2 separate regions of the Homo sapiens genome follow, and region 1 is linked to region 2. The links are chromatin contacts, found by Hi-C in ENCODE. All regions are on one chromosome and are shown on one strand. The core of a region is the stretch at or near the end of the contact, and the rest is flanking DNA. Distances in the headings are between cores, read along the strand shown.

Region 1 (4,957 bases), core at 124-2,623, 300 kb before region 2:
GCATGGGACCACGCTTAGACTAATCCAGCTCATTCCTCCAGGCTGGCTCTCCAAGCCTCCCTGATGCAGTTTCTGGCTCCTCGGAAGAAAGGAGATGGGGGTCAGGAATAGGTATAAGCTGTGATAGTGTCTGTCACAGAATCCCAAGTCTGGTTGTTAAGCTTGACACACTGCTGCTATTCTGGGCTTGCCCCTCGGCTCCCATCCTCACTCTAACATATTTCCTCAGCTGTGAGGTAAGTCCCCACAACTCTAAATGACACATTCTAAGGCTGTCCTTGGCAGAACAGTGAGGAACATGAAATGTGTGCCTTGGAGCCCAGTGCTCTTATGTAATTCCCCTGGGATGTCAGTGCCGTCCTTGGTCAGCGCAGGCATGGTCACTGGAGGTGGGGAGAAGAGCAGAGCTCTGCCTCAGAAACGTGGGCCCTGAGCCCTCAGCCTGGCCCTGACCCAGCCCCAGAACTTTTTGTTTTGTTTTGTTTTTTGAGGTGGGGTCTGGCTGTGTTGCCCAGTTTGGACTGAAACTCCCGGACCCAAGTGATCCTCCCACCTCAGCCTCCTCAGTACGTTGATGTGAGCGTGGCTGCACCCGGCCCAGAGTTGGGTTTTAAACATGTTTCCCCGTCCTCTGAGATCTCATCTTCCTGGTCTGTGCTTTTTCTTCTCTTAGAATCCGAATTTTTTATTTTATTTTATTTTTTTAACAAATTCTAACTTGCTCCCTAGTGTTACCGCCCACACCTACAACAACTTTATCCTGTTTCCTTCCCTCAACCCCCACAGCTTTTCTGGCTCCCATGGAGTGCACACTCGGCCACTGTGGCCGGAGCCTGGCAGAGCCTGGCTCATTTGTTGAATGGATGACTCTGATTATAGCAGGTATTCAGTAAGCCACTCTTGTTAAATTATTGAAAATAAACGATGTTACTCCCTAGAGGTGTCTAGGTTCCTTTTTTTCCCCCATCACCTGTCCTCTTTCACCTCCCCTCTGGGCCCTGGCTTCCCTCAAAGATCCTTTCTCCAGGTCCCCCATCTCCTTTGATGAAGACTCATGAGGAACACAGTGTCCACCTCTCAGGCAGGCGCTCAGGAAGGAAGTCGCTGAGACAGAGCTCAGTGGCCCGAATGGTTTCTGCTCCCTCACCTCCCACGTCCCACCTCCCACGTCCCACCTCAGGGCTTCCTTCGGTTCGGGCCCTGCCCCACGAGCAGGACCACCTTTGTCCTGGACAGACAGACCTGCTAGCCTCTGCTCTACAGTTCTGCCGGCCTTCGCCCTGGCTGTCCTCACACGAGTGCCCCCTCCCTTCTCTCCTCCCTTAGCCCCGCCTCCTTCCTCTAGCCCCACAGCCCTGGACACGGTACACACAGACCAGAGCCTTGGCTCAAAGGCAAACAAAAGGAAATGCCCGGCTCCCCATGGCTGTGGCCAGCACCTTCATACCAGGGCTCAACCCTCAGAACCCTCATTATATCCCAGGGTAAGACTCCCACTTAGCGCTCCCCGCTTGCTGCTGGGAGTAGGGGTATAGGGTGGAGGAATTAAGCTGCTTAGAGCATGGGGCCAAGCGGACAGGTTGGTTTGGGAGGCTGAGGTCTCTATGGTGGTGGATGGAAAAGGAGAAGCAAGGGACTAGTGAGACACCGGGTCTGCCCCAAAGCTTTGTGTTGTTCTCTCCATGGGAACAGGGTAACAGCAGAGGAAGGATCGAAAGCCCAGGCAGAGAACTTAGAAATGCCTGCTCCAAATATATACACTGCTGAGTCCAGAAAGATCAGGGCTTCAGAGGTCTCCGCTTCTGCCTCTGGGGATGGCGGGGCAGGGCGATTCTGGTGAGTGGGAGAGTCTGTGCTGCAGGTACACTGGACACTGCCCACTACTTCGGTTCAGCGTGGGCCAGACCTATGGGCAGGTGACTGGTCAGCTACTTCGAGGCCCTCCTGGCCTAGCCTGGCCCCCTGTCCACCGCACACTTCTGCCTCCCATTCGGCCTCCAAGATCTCCTGAGGTTCCCAGGGAGAGTCTACCTGTCAGGCGTGGGCAAGAAAGGCTCAGCTCCAGCATGATCCCTGGGTACACAGGTTTGTACGCAGGTATGCACAGGTGCCCCTCCCAGGAGCATGTGTTCCAAACACTAACGAGTCTTCCTTGTCCCTGCCTGCCCAGGTTTTGTACCCCGGGCACAGTTCATCTTTGCCAAGAACTGCAGCCAGGTCTGGGCCGAGGCTCTGAGTGACTTTACTCACTTGCATGAAAAGCAAGGGAGTGAAGAGCTACCAAAGGAGGCCAAGGGAAGAAAGGACACAGAGAAGGACCAGGTGCCAGAGCCGGAGGGGCAGCTGGAGGAGCCGACACTGGAGGTGGTGGAACAAGTGAGACCAAGAAGCTGGTGGGGAGTGCAGAGGTGTGGGAGTGGGGGTCTTACTGTGTGTCCGGGCAGTGGGGGCAGCATGAGTAGTGTGGCTGTGGGTTCAGGGGATGTGCACTTGATTGTCAGCTCCACCTCCTTGGGAGATTGTGTGACAGCACAGGGGCTTCTCTCACAGGCTTCTCCCTACTCCATGGATGACAGGGACCCTCGGAAGTTCTTCATGTCAGGTGAGAGCTGGGGGGTCAGGATCAGAGGCGTGGGGAGGCCCCAGGATGCCTTGGCTCAGTGTCCCCATCCTCAGGCTTCACTGGCTATGTGCCCTGCGCCCGCTTCCTCTTCGGCTCCAGCTTTCCTGTGCTCACCAACCAGGCACTGCAGGAATTTGGGCAGAAGCACTCACCAGGCAGTGCCCAGGACCCCAAACATCTCCCCCCACTTCCCAGAACATACCCTCAGAACCTGGGTCTTTTACCTAACTATGGGGGCTACGTGCCAGGTGAGAAGAGCCCCCGGGGAGGCTTTGGGGACTGGAATGTTTGTTTGTATGGGTATGGGGTGGGTTGGGTGGTTTGTGGGGGTTGAAACTAATAGATATGGGAGGGCTCAGATCATGTGGTTCAGCTTTATTATCAGGCAGAAAAGGAAACCGAGGTAGCTACCCACAGTGGGGAATTAGGGCCAGATTTTAGAGGGCTGTTTGGAGGTCTAGCCAACTGGCTGAGAATTAAATGGCTTTGCCATGCCACTTGCTACATGTGACAGACTCTCTTGGCCACACAGGGTATAAGTTCCAGTTTGGCCACACATTTGGCCATCTCACCCATGATGCTCTGGGCCTCAGCACCTTCCAGAAGCAGCTCTTGGCTTAGGCCACTGGACATCAAGTTCCCTTCCCTTTTCATCCTATCCCAGCCATCCTTTTGGAAGGGAGAGAGGTGGGTGGGAGGGTGGGAGGGTGGGGGAACACAAAGAGAAAATGGTTTGGAGGCTGAGCACCTTTTTTATTAATAGGTATAATAAATAAATAAATAAATACATAAACAGACGCCTGGGCTCCTCCTCCCTCTTCTGATGACCAGGCACTGGCCACAGCCTATTTACAGCTGGGGGGCTTAGGGATCTGGCCCCAATACTGTTACCCATCCTCATCTCCACCTGGCCTAGGGAACCCTGTAGATGGCTTTCTGGGCCACCCGCCTCCAGGGGGACTTGCTTGTCTTCACCCATGGAAGGGTTGGCCCAGACGGGCCAGGGGAATCCTGGCAGCCCAGTGCTGTGTCCCATCCCTCTCCTGGGTGGAGGTCTGGACAAGGTCACTGGGACAGTTAAGGGGGCGTAATTAATACTGAGCACAGGGAGCAGGTGCCAGCACAGGGATACGTGGCCCCAGCTCTCAGTCTACTCTGCAGCCAAGCCAATGGCTTGGGAAGGGCTCTCGGGCTCTGAGTCTGGGGGTTATGAGGGTCCCTGAGGCCACCAGCATGCACAGGGCCTCAGTTTTGGCTGCTTCCAGGGGTTGGACTTGGAGTTGGGGTCAATGTCACGTAGGCCAGGGGCACCAGGCCAGAGTCGGGGCCACGGCTGCAGCGCAGCCAGTCTCCTCCAGCTCGCCCCAGCACTCGTAGGATGTCTCCTTTGTGGAAGCTCAGCTGTCCAGGGCCGGTGGCCAGGTGGTGGCACAGTGCCTGCACCTCACTGGGGAAACAGCACATGGAGGTCAGAGAAACCCCCTCAAAAGCCCCCCGCCCCCCTCAGCCCTTCCGTTTCCCCAGGCTTACCACGGAGGACTGGAGGGCAGGGCTGGGGAGTGTGGCTCCTGCAGGCTCTCCTTGGGCTCTGGCTCCCGGCGGGAACCCACTGTCTGCGCCACTAGTTGGAACATGGACTTGTCCAGGCTCAGCCAGTCCGAGGGGAGCCTAGGGACAGCAGCTGGACTCAGGCTCTGCCCAGGATGGGCTCTGCCCGTGCCCTGGCTTACAGCAGGCTCCCTACTCCCTCCATCCCTACCATGGGCAGGCTCTCACCTATTTGTGGGCCGGGCCTCCCGCTGGGCTTTTCGGGAGCCAAAGAGGTGTCCCCACTTGATGCCTCCAGGTGAAGGCTCTGAGGCCCCTTCCTCATTTTCTGCTGGCGAGGCAGCGGGCCCTTCCCTCTCCCGACTGCGCCTCAGCTCGGCCAGCACAGAGTCAGGGGGGCTCCCCATCCAGAAGGGCCAGCCCCTTTCCCGGCCCAGGGCCTCCTCAGAGGCAGGGCAGGCCTCAGCCCCCTCCACTACTCCCTCTCGGGGTGGTGGAGCCTGGGGAGGTCCCCCACCTCCTGCCCCTTTCTTTTTCTCGCTGCTGCTGTTGCTGCTACCACGAGGGAACCTGGAACCCTCAATGGAGCCATCGATGTAGACCTGGGAGCTCTGCATGAGCTGGTACCACCAGCCGGCCTGCCCACCTCGGGCCCACCTGGCACGCCCTGAGCCCCCGGCTGCCTCTGCCACCTCTTCTGTCTCCTCTTCTTCCTCTTCCTCTTCTCCACCTTCTGAGGCACCCACACCCTTCACCCGCTCCCCTTGGGCTGCCCTGTCCACGTCT
Region 2 (5,075 bases), core at 1,735-4,234:
TAAGCTTCCATCAACAGATGAATGGAAAAGGAAAATGTAGTACATAAACACAATGTAGTACTATTTATCCATAAAAAAAAAGAATGAGATCCTGTCATTTGCAACAATATGGATGAAACTGGAGGACATTATGTTGTGTGAAATAAGCCAGGCACAGAAAGACAAACTTCACATGTTCTCACTCGTTTGTGGGAGCTAAAAATTAAAACAATTGAATTCATGGAGACAGAGAATAGAAGGATGATTAACAGAGGCTGGGAAGGGGAGTTAGGGGTAAGAGGAGATTAGGGACGGTTAATGCGTACAAAAATAGTTATCTAGAATGAGTAAGATCTAGTATTTGCTAGCACAATAGGGTGACTATGGTCAACAATAATTTATTACACATTTTTAAATAACTAAAAGAGTATAACTGGAATATTTGTAACACAAAGAAATGATAAATGCTTGAGGTGATGGATACCCCATTTACCTTGATGTGATTATTACATATTGTATGCCCGTATCAAAATACTCATGTATTCCATAAATACCTACTATGTACCCATAAAAATTAAAAAATAAATAAAATTTTTTAAAATATAAAAAAAGCTTTCAAAATATTTTTGGGGACAATTAGGGAGTTCTTAATATAGACTGTATTATAGACAATATTACTGTATCAGTCTTAAATTTCTTGATTGTGATCATGGTATTTCAGTTATGTTGACTTTCCTAGCTCTTAGCAGAAACACGCTGATGTGTTATAGCATGTGCAGCTTATATTCAAATGATTCAGAAAATACTTGTATTTTTGTGTATGTATGTATGGAGACAGAGATAAAGAAACATGAGAGAAAAATAAGAGGGGGATGAGGGAAAGAGCAAATCTGGCAAAATGCTTGTCACTGAACCTAGTAAAGGGTAATGAGCACTCTTGGTACTGTTCTTTCAACTTTTCTATAGGTTTAACATTTCTCAAAATAAAAATATACGAGGGAGCAGGCAAAAGACAAGAATGGCTTATTCACAGAAAAATAAAATAGCCTGTAAACATATGAAAAATGTATGGGAATAAAGTTGCTTGATTATTTAAGGTTTTTTATTTCCTCCTGCCCTCTTGGCATTTGCGCTTTAATCGCTTCAATTATATTTCATCAATGAGACCAGGAAGGAGTAGGAAGTAAAATCTCAATCTTTACATTTTGCTTCTCATTAGCAGTCGTGGAAAAAGGTTTAAAAGATTAAATCAATCACAATGAACTCATTACAATGAGTTTTGAAAAGGACCTGTAAACCTGAAAACCTGGTTTTGGATTCAGATTCTTCTGACCTCCTATGACCTTAAATGTTCGGTCCTAAACAGCAAAAAACAAAAGTTAGTAATAAATCATATGAAAAATAGGTTTTCTTTAAATAAAGAAAAAAAAGTTCACCTCTACCATTGGCCTTTACTTTTATCAGGAAAGTGGGCCTATAGAATGTACCAAATTGAAGGCAACCAACAGATTCACAAACCATGGACAAAGGTTTTCCTTTTCAGAAACAATATGAAGGAATCAATATAACACAGTGGTTCACACAGAGGTAGGAGCTACTAAGTCAGATTTTCTGTGTTTGAATATTTACTTCACCAGTTACTAGCTATGTGATTTGTGGCGAATTACTCAATCTATTTATGCTTCAGTTTCCTGCTCTCAAAAATGGGAACAACAGTAAAATCTGTCTTAGGGTTGTTGTGAAGTTTAAATAAATTAGAATACTTAAAGTCTCAGAATGGCATCTGGCATACTGTAAGACCTCAATAGTGTTAGCTGCTATGGTTTGTTTGTTTGTTTGTTTGTTTGTTTTGAAACAGGGTCTTGCTCTGTTGCCCAGGCTGCAGTGCAGTGGCACAATCATAGCTCACTACAGCCTCGATTTCCCAGGCTCAAGCCATCCTCCCACCTCAGCCTCCCAAGTATCTGGGACTACAGGCACATGCCATCACACTTGGTTTTTTTTTTTTTTTTTTTTTTTTTTGTAGAAATGAGGTATCTGTTTGTTGCCCAAACTGGTCTCAGACTCCTGGGCTCAAGAAATCCTCCTGCCTCAGCCTTCCAAAGTGCTGGGAACCATGCCCAGCCTACAGTTCTTATTATTACTAATATTACAACAACAAATGCTACAATCATTACCATCATCTTCAACTTGTAGTTGATGGAGTTTGGCATGAGATTCAGAAAAAACAGAGCAACACAAAAGTATCAAAATCCCCCCCCCCCGCATCCCCCTACACACACACACACACACACATATCACAGGTTGAAAAAGCGAAATAGATCAGACTCTAAGTCAGTCCTTTAGTGTCTCAAGCTGTTTTGAGGGAAACTGGGGAGAGGGTAACAATATACCAAAAACGTATGGCTCATTTCAATAATTAATCTGTGTGATCTTGACAAATCAATCTCAGGAGAAATAAGTCAATCATTTATCAAATTTTATTGAGGTATACTATGCATAGGTGTTGAGCCAAATGCAAAGAATATAAAATGGAACAATGTCTATGTCTTTTAAAACTTTGTGTTCATGTCAAAGAAATATATATATGTCATATGATGGATGTGCACACAGTAAAATGGAAGCACACAGGAGAGACCTAAGTTAGACTTGGGAGAAGGAGAAAACAGCACAAAGATTACCCAGAAGTGATGATATTTAAACTGAGCCTTAAAGAATAATAACAGGTAAACAGGGATAGAGGGGGTTAAATCATTCCTCCAGGGGTAGAAGCTAACAAATGTAGAAAAAAAGATGAGCCCTACTCCCCCCATACAAAACCGAAAAACGTCTCCCTAAAGCTAATAGATAGACAGCCATCAGAGAAAGGCGCCTGAACAGATGTGCTTCAGGAATATCTTCTGCTTACACACATGACATCTCCACCCTCCCCAGCTCAGAATAACCCATGTTCAGAGAAGCGACAGAAAGCTACAATTAAAAGAGATTCATAGACAAGTTTCTCACTTACAACACTGGGCGGCAGCAGTGGGCAATGGCTTCCTCTGGCTTTCTTCTTGACTAGAATACTAGAAGCAGAAAGGAGAAAATAAATAAATAAATACAATCAGAAGCCCAAGTAAAGACAGGGAAAAAAATCACAACTACCTATAAAAAGGTTTAGTGTTTGGAAACAAAATTTTTATTGAACAGAAACAGAACATCCTGCTCCTATTTTCTCTGTGTGATGTTGACATATAGGCCAGACTATTGGTTATGGCCCTGGCCAAGTGAGACAGGCTAAATAAAGCAGGATAATGAAGAACTGTCCTGACCAAGGGCACCTGGGCACCCACCTAGCTCTGCCAGGCAGCTGGAGAAGGTTTGGCCTTAGAATCCTTAGAATATTTCACAGCCCTCTGAGTTTTCCTGGGGCTAATGTATAGAAGATTTCCCCATTCAGGTGATGCAAGTGAAAACCTGTCTGGGGCTGTTTTCTCATTTTTAAGTAATAGTGCTTCTTTGCTCATAAGGTCACATGGGAAATAAGTGGAACTGCTTACCTAAGCATGTGGTGCAATATCTGGTATTTATAAGAGTTCCTCTCCCACTAGCACTGTAACCTCCGCCATCCCACCCACCACAACCACCACAAAAACAAGTACACGGTACTGAAGACATAAGACAATGTTCCATAAAAGGAAAAGAATTATGTCCAAATCTTGAGGATGGGCCCGATTTAGAAGGCAAAACAGAAAGAGAAAGGCACAAACAAATTAACAGGGGTACACAGAGTCTGGAAGACAGTGAGAATAGTCTGGTTCAGGGTCCATTGGATAATTAGAAAAATGTAACTCAGCCAGGCAACTTGCAAACATGAGATTTGGAGTTCTCATCCTGACGTGGTCACTTATTCATAAGCTATGAGATCTGAGGCAAGTCAATGCTTCTCTAAAACTGCCAATGAATGAGTTACTTATTAACTCAACAAATATTGATTGAGTATCCACTACGTGCAAGGCCTTGTTCTAGGCACTGGCAAAACAGAATTTGTAAATCATGGTAAGAATTCGAACTTTTCTAGTGTACTTAGAAGCCCTTTAGGGTTTTAAGCATGAGAGAATTATGATTTGATTATACTTTTAAAAGATCAATCTGGCTGCTGTATGAGATGAACTGTAGGGAACATGAGGGTAAATAATTATTGCAATAATCCAGACAAAAGTTGATGGTGTTGTACGTAACACTCTTATGAGTATCAGTGGTGAAGAGCATTTCAAATGGTTGGGATCCAAAATACAAAACACTTTTTGTATATAAAATATACTTTATAAGCAATAGAATATGGTACAAATGTCAGAGGTAGATACTGTTATTACTAATTTCCATGGAGAATAAGAAAAGTCAAGTACAATGTAAACAATATGATAGCACTAGCAAAATTGCCAATCACAAAAATGTTCAAAACATCTTTTTTTTTTTTTTTTTTTTTTTTTTTTTTGATACAGATTCTCACTCTTTCTCCCAGGCTGGAGTGCAGTGGAGCTATTTCGGCTCACTGCAACCTTCGCCTCCTGGGTTCAAACAATTCTTGTGCTTCAGCCTCCCGAGTAGCTGGGATTACAGGCGTGAGCCACCAAACATGGCTAATATTTATATTTTTTATAAATATTTATATAAATATTTTTATAAATATTTATATAAATATTTTATAAATATTTATATAAATATTTTTATAAATATTTATATAAATATTTTTATAAATATTTATATTTTTTATAAATATAAAAAATGGGGGTTTCACCACGTTGGCCAGGCTGGTTTTGAACTCCTGACCTCAGGTGATCCACCCGCCTCAGCCTCCCAAAGTGCTGGGATTACAGGTGTGAGCCACTGCACCCAGCCAGGTTCAAAACATCTTGAAGGTCAAAGATCCACTCCAAAGTAACAAAAGGACTTGGTTATAAATAATAGCCACTACAAATAATTATGATTTTTGTAGACAGTACATAGACATAACCATGAGGAATCCCAAAATTTTAAGTATTAAGAAGAATGCAGACCTAAGAGATCAGAGTAGATATTTTCAGAAGCTATATTTAATGAATCTCTCCCAG

Evidence for each region. Hi-C counts contacts between places; a loop is a spot of excess contacts on that map. Pooled maps may share reads with other maps.
Region 1: a loop to region 2 is called in a pooled map, with 2.0 times the contacts of the local background. The contact joins the promoter of CIMIP2B here to the enhancer-like site in region 2. A Hi-C loop is called at or near these places in 13 of 168 maps with a recorded cell type or tissue (IMR-90, K562, Panc1 and 8 more), 4 of 37 single-sample maps with no recorded cell type and 23 of 50 pooled maps.

The regions. Positions count from the first base shown.
Region 1 is chr9:35,560,294-35,565,250 of GRCh38, reverse strand. It overlaps CIMIP2B (ciliary microtubule inner protein 2B), which reads left to right and starts at 1,373. Exons shown (of 6, transcript NM_001164310.3): 1 at 1,373-1,484; 2 at 1,862-2,085; 3 at 2,171-2,376; 4 at 2,551-2,602; 5 at 2,677-2,871; 6 at 3,156-3,420. The coding sequence starts at 1,423. The coding sequence ends at 3,244. RUSC2 (RUN and SH3 domain containing 2) reads right to left here. Exons shown (of 12, transcript NM_014806.5): 10 at 4,400-4,957; 11 at 4,154-4,291; 12 at 3,356-4,070. The coding sequence ends at 3,869. RefSeq lists a silencer at 4,016-4,208.
Region 2 is chr9:35,256,965-35,262,039 of GRCh38, reverse strand. It overlaps UNC13B (unc-13 homolog B), which reads right to left. Exons shown (of 40, transcript NM_001371189.2): 7 at 2,990-3,047. Among named protein-coding and RNA genes, the nearest start is that of UNC13B, 97 kb to the right of the region's middle. Within about 2 kb of position 2,984, at least 3 of the 41 ENCODE cell types and tissues checked have a DNase peak (open chromatin) inside an H3K27ac peak, as active enhancers do; they include prostate gland, where a contact is called at or near this core.